Regions from separate parts of the Homo sapiens genome. Here region 1 is linked to region 2. A link is an interaction called in ENCODE POLR2A ChIA-PET data of the cell type or tissue named here. Cell type or tissue: GM12878. All regions are shown on one strand. Each heading gives the region's core, and the rest is flanking DNA. Links, peaks and the distances in the headings are about the cores only.

The links. Peaks named below come from ENCODE experiments on the same cell type or tissue, not always from the same donor. Only the 100,000 strongest peaks of a DNase experiment are listed, where the experiment ranks them.
Region 1: POLR2A ChIA-PET joins it to region 2 with 8 read pairs; 6 of 35 experiments call an interaction of 5 or more read pairs at or near these places.

The regions. Positions count from the first base shown.
Region 1 is chr1:101,143,543-101,146,474 of GRCh38, reverse strand. No RefSeq gene overlaps it. Among named protein-coding and RNA genes, the nearest start is that of S1PR1-DT, 92 kb to the left of the region's middle. In GM12878, for the core only: no CTCF peak of the experiment used is centred there; a DNase peak (open chromatin) is centred at 1,264.
Region 2 is chr1:101,253,464-101,256,395 of GRCh38, reverse strand. It overlaps the pseudogene RPS20P6. Among named protein-coding and RNA genes, the nearest start is that of S1PR1, 18 kb to the right of the region's middle. In GM12878, for the core only: no CTCF peak of the experiment used is centred there; no DNase peak of the experiment used is centred there.

The sequences.
Region 1 (2,932 bases), core at 218-2,717, 110 kb after region 2:
AATGTGGAGTTTTAGAAGCTGGATAGATTATTTCTATCTAGAAAATAAACTATAATAAAGAAAATAAGTCTTTCTAAGTTATAAGAGACCAAAAGGACAGATAAGAAGATGCAATTCCTTCACTTTTTTGACCTAAGGCCAAAGCAATAAGTAAAAGTCCACTTTTTTGAGTAAATAGTAGAGCAGGGGATACTAGAGTCTAGGAAGGTAAGAGACAGGGAAGAACAAGGAGAGATTAGTTAAAGGATACAAAATTACAGCTAGATAGGAGGAATAAGTCTTAGTATTCTGTATCACTATGGGATGACTATAATTAACAAAAATGTAGTTTCGAATAGCTAGAAGGAGGATATTGAATGTTCCCAACACAAAGAAATGATAAATGTTTGAGATGATGGATGTGCTAATTACCCTCATCTGATCACTATACATTATATGAATCCAAACATTGCTATGTATTCTCTGAATACGTACAATCATTATTTGTCCATTAAAAAAATAAATTAAACATTTTTTTAAAAAGTCCAGTTTTTCATGTTGGAAGCAATTCCTTCTAGTTAAGATTACAAAGATACTTTTCTTGTTTTATTGCATTTTCGAAGTCTACATATTCTGTATACCCTGTGAATCTTTTAAAATTTCTACCCATGTAGATATACATATGTATTATGTGCACACACACATAATTATAGTTAACACTTATTAAGCCCTTGGTATATACCAGGCAATGTACTTTACATGCATTAACATACTTTTCCCAACAACCTTATATAGTCAACTAGGGTAATTCAAGCATAGTGTAGTTAAGAACCTTGCTCTGAATCATAAAGCATGTGAGGAGCAGAACCCAAGCTCTTACTCATGACACTTGTAATAGTTTTTCTTCTACATTTGCAGATAAGATAGCAGAAAAGAAATTGCACATGATCTACAAAATGATGTTTCTATGGCTTGAAGGAGCTTTTATTGGTCCCTAGTGAAATCCTCTGAATTCATACATGAAAGAAGAACAAGGCACTGAAGTAGCTAATCCAGTATGTCTAGTTCCAGTCCCCTGTCTTCCAGCTTAGTCTCTTATCACCACACTACACTGTCCAGGCACCAAGTTTCCATTTTTGTTTTTAAAGGCAATGAAATGTGAGAATGCCAAATGTGGTCAGGGTATTTATGTTGCTGTGGCTGCCTTCAGAGTTCATACTTCATTCTCCTGTTGGAAAACCCCTACCCGTTCTTAAGATGCAGGTCAAATGTAACCTTCTCTGTGGAAATTACTTTTCTTTTATAAAATTTAGTTCTGGTTCCTCCTTTTCTTTTAGTTCCCAAAATGCATTGCACACGCTACACTATTTATACTATTGCACTTTGTACGTTATTAAAAGGCCAAACCAAAGAAAAGCAGCATTGCGAAGTGCATGGTTTCCAAATTGAGCTCTGTGGTGTCCTGTCAGAGACCTGGGGATGGAGGTAGGTAGGGGTTCTGGGCTGGGTTTCACATCTGATTAATCAGAGTTCTGCTGTTATCTGTTCGGCTTATTTCCACTTCAATAATAAGTTTCTTGACAGGAAAGAAAAATTTTAAAAACCTCTGGTGTTATGGAAAAACCATGAGCTTTGGAGACAGGCCAGAGTCTGAATCCCAGTTGTACCACTGCCATCCCAGCTGTAAGGGGTAAATACATGCAACAGCACAGTGCCTGACACATAAAGCCTCAATAAATGAATCCCCTTCTCTGTTTATGATCATTATTTCTTTGTTTCTCTACTGTACTTTGTAGGGTCTTTATACCCTTTCTACCTAGATCAAAATACCCAATCCATGTTTACTAAATGGAAGCAAATGTGATGGGATACTAGAATGAAATCACGAAGGTCAGTTTTGAGGTTAGATATGGATAATAAAGAGTCTTGAATGCTATGCTAAAATCTTTAGGCCAGGCACGGTGGCTCATAATCCCAGCACTCTGGGAGGCTGTAATCCCAGCACTCTGGGAGGCCGAGGCAGGCAGATCACCTGTGGTCAGCTTGACCAACATGGTGAAACCCCATCTCTACTAAAAATACAAAAATTAGCCAGGCATGGTGGTGCGTGCCTGTAATCCCAGCTACTCGGGAGGCTGAGTCAAGAGAATCACTTGAACCCAGAAGGCGGAGGTTGCAGTGAGTCAAGATTGCACCAATGCACTCCAGCCTGGGCGACAGAGTGAGACTAAGTCTCAAAATAAATAAAATAAGATAAAAATAAGTAAATAAAATCTTTAACAGAAAGTTTGGAAAAGTAGGAGTATGATAATATTTATGTTTTAGCAAATAAATAATCCTGGCTTCTTAACAGAAGGTGCTGGGTTACAGTTTGGCTTAGTGGTTGAGAGTATAGAATCTGAGTTTATATCACAGGTCCCTCACTTACTAATTTAATTATATGACTGTGGGCAAGTCACTTAACTTCATTTCCCTCATCTGTAACATTGGTTTAATAAGAGCGCTTACACAGATTAAAGTAATTAACATATATAAAGCACCTAGAACAATATCTGGCACATGGTAAGAAGCACGTAAGTGTTATTGTAATGACAATAAAAAGGTTATTTTTGTTACTTTTTAAGAGACAGGGTCTTACTCTGTTGCATGATTATGACTCACTGCAGCCTCAGACTCCTGGGCTCAAGTGATCCTCCCACCTCTGCCTCCCAAGTCACTGGGATTACAGGCAAAAAGTTTTATTATGATGATGATCCCATGCCCCCTTAAAGTATATAAAAAGGAGATTGCAGAACTATTTGGGGATGAGTAATGGAGGCTCAGAATCATCTAGGATTCTTTTGTAAACCTAACAGACTTTGCGTTGAGAAGTACCGCCATTATGAAGCACTGTTACTAATGGAAGTATAGTGGATTCCTCAGGGATGTTAAACACTAAAAAGTTGAGAATTCC
Region 2 (2,932 bases), core at 228-2,727:
TGCTCCTCTGATCAAGTCAGCACACACCTTCTCCAGGGATTTTACTTTGCGGCTTGTTACAGTGATTCGAATTCGGTGAATTGCCACCTCTGGCTCCACGAGTGTGTTTCCGGAATTCTTTTTTTTTTTTTTTTTTTTTTTTTGAGATGGAGTCTCGCTCTGTCCCCCAGGCTGGAATGCAGTGGCGTGATCTCGGCTCACTGCGAGCTCCGCCCCCCGGGTTCACGCCATTCTCCTGCCTCAGCCTCCTGCGTAGCTGGGACTACAAGAACCTGCCACACCATGCCCGGCTAATTTTTTTTTTTTTTTTTTTTTTTTTTTTTTTTTTTTTTTTAGTAGAGACGGGGTTTCACCGTGTTAGCCAGGATGGTCTCGATCTCCTGACCTTGTGATCCGTCCACCTCGGCCTCCCAAAGTGCCCGGTATTCTTAAAAGCCATGGCTGCTGCGCGGCTTCCTGACCAACTGTTCCTCACAAGAGCGAACAGTGGTGAGTCAGGAGCAGGAGCTGGCAGATCAGCGATTCTTTTTTTTTTTTTTTTTTTGAGACTGAGTCTCACTCTATCACCCAGGCTGGAGTGCAGTGGCGTGATCACGGCTCACTGCAACCTCTGCCTCCCAGGTTCAAGCTATTCTCCTGCCTCAGCCTCCCAAATAGCTGGGATTACAGGCATATGCCACCACACCCGACTAATTTTTTGTATTTTTAGTAGAGACAGAGTTTCACCATGTTGGCCAGGCTGGTCTCGAACTCCTGACCTTAAGGGATCTGCCCGCCTCGGCCTCCCAAAGTGCTAGGATTACAGGTGTGAGCCACCAAGCCAGCCTATCACTATTTTACAAAGAAATGAACTGCATTTCAGCTAGGTTGAATAACTTCTCCAGGGCCACATACCTAGTGTGCGGTAGAGACAGAATTCAAACACAGGCCAAACTGACTACTCTGACTTAATATATTTCCTCGTATGCAGGGAAAAATCTTCATATACTAGAAATTCCATTGATATTTCTCCATTCTGCTTTATATTACAAGAAAGATCCTGATGTTCGTTGGGTGACCAGAGTCCCACTGCAAAAACGATTCTTCCTGGCTGGGTGCTGTGGCTCACACTTGTAATCCTAGCACTTTGGGAGACAGGCAGATCATTTGAGCTCAAAATTTCAAGACCAGCATGGACAACATGGCAAGACCACATCGCTACAAAAAAAAAAAAAAAATTAGCGGGGCATGGTGGTGCCCACTAAGCCCCAGCTACCTGGGAGACTGAGATGGGAAGATCGCTTCAGCCCAGGAGGCAGAGTTGCAGTGAGCCAAGATCACACTACTGCACTCCAGCCTGGGTGACAGAGCCAGACCCGGTCTCAAAAACAACAACAACAACAACAACAACAACAACAACAACAAAAAACTCCATGATTCTTCTTGTGCATCACACCACGAAGGCAGCACTGATATTACAGCATTTGTTATATATCTATGTGGAAATGCTAATAATTTTCTGGCTAGAAAGAAATCACAGGAAAGTAGAAAGAAGTGTGTAGGAGACCACAGTGCAATCCCAGAAAAAGGAAAAGAAATTTTTAAAAGGGAAATTGTAACCCTAATCTGGACTTTAGCTGAAATAAGCATTTTTAATGTCAAAAGAGCCCTTGAGCTTGGTGTAATCAAAATAAACAACAACATGGGCCAAATTGCGCAAAATAAGTTCTTTCTTGGGTTTCCAGTGACGTTACCGACCACACAAAACTCCACCGTCTACTGAAATTATAGCCTGTGATTTTATCCTCTGGTGGGTTGTATTTGGTCAAACACCACCATTTTCATTAACATTTGCTACGCCCTTCTGCTTGGATCTGCCACTCCCCCTAAATTCAACAGACATTCACACTGCTGCAGAAGCAAAATCATTGTAATTTCAAAGACTTGCATTCCATTTATCTCAGTTTATAAAAGTTAGCAAGGGCCAGTAGCCTAAGGGTCTAAAGACAATCTGGCTGGATCTAGGAGAAATAAATCTGGAGACGTAAGAATACAATAAAACCAGCAACACAAACCTTTCACTTTTCAACATTGCCTTACTAGCACAACTATGATTTCAAACTAGACAAGGACAAGAGAAACGAGTAGGAGTCAAGAGCGAGTCACTTATCTCTGAAATGAGACAGTTGGGCAGGTTAATCTCTAAGGTTCCTTCCAACTCAGTGAGTCTATGATCATAAATCTGGGGAAGCCTGAGGAAGTTTTCCAGGCTTTACTGTGTAATGGAAAAGCAAAGCCAACTTCACTGGTGACTCGTTATGTGGGGAATTCGTTAACCTCCCATTTGCCTCAGATGCGCTGCATCCTCTGGGCACTGATAGTAATACACACTTCACAGTATTGTTGTGTATAGCTAATTGAAAAGGACGAAAGTCAGACTTGCCAATACATTTATAAGCTTTTATATATACATATAATCTTTTATATATATAAGCTTTTTTAAAATATATTTATATATATATTTATATATATAGTTATATATATTTATATATATATTTATATATAGTTATATATATTTATATATATAGTTATATATATTTATATATATATTTATATATATAGTTATATATATTTATATATATAGTTATATATATAGTTATATATATTTATATATATATTTATATATAGTTATATATATTTATATATAGTTATATATATTTATATTTATCTATATTTATAGATATTATATATATTTATATTTATCTATATTTATAGATATTATATATATTTATATTTATATATATTTATAGATATTATATATATTTATATATATTTATAGATATTTATATATTTATATAATTATTATTTTATTATATATTATATTAATAAATTTATATAAATAATACAATAAATATATTATATATATTTATTATTTATTATATATTTATTTATA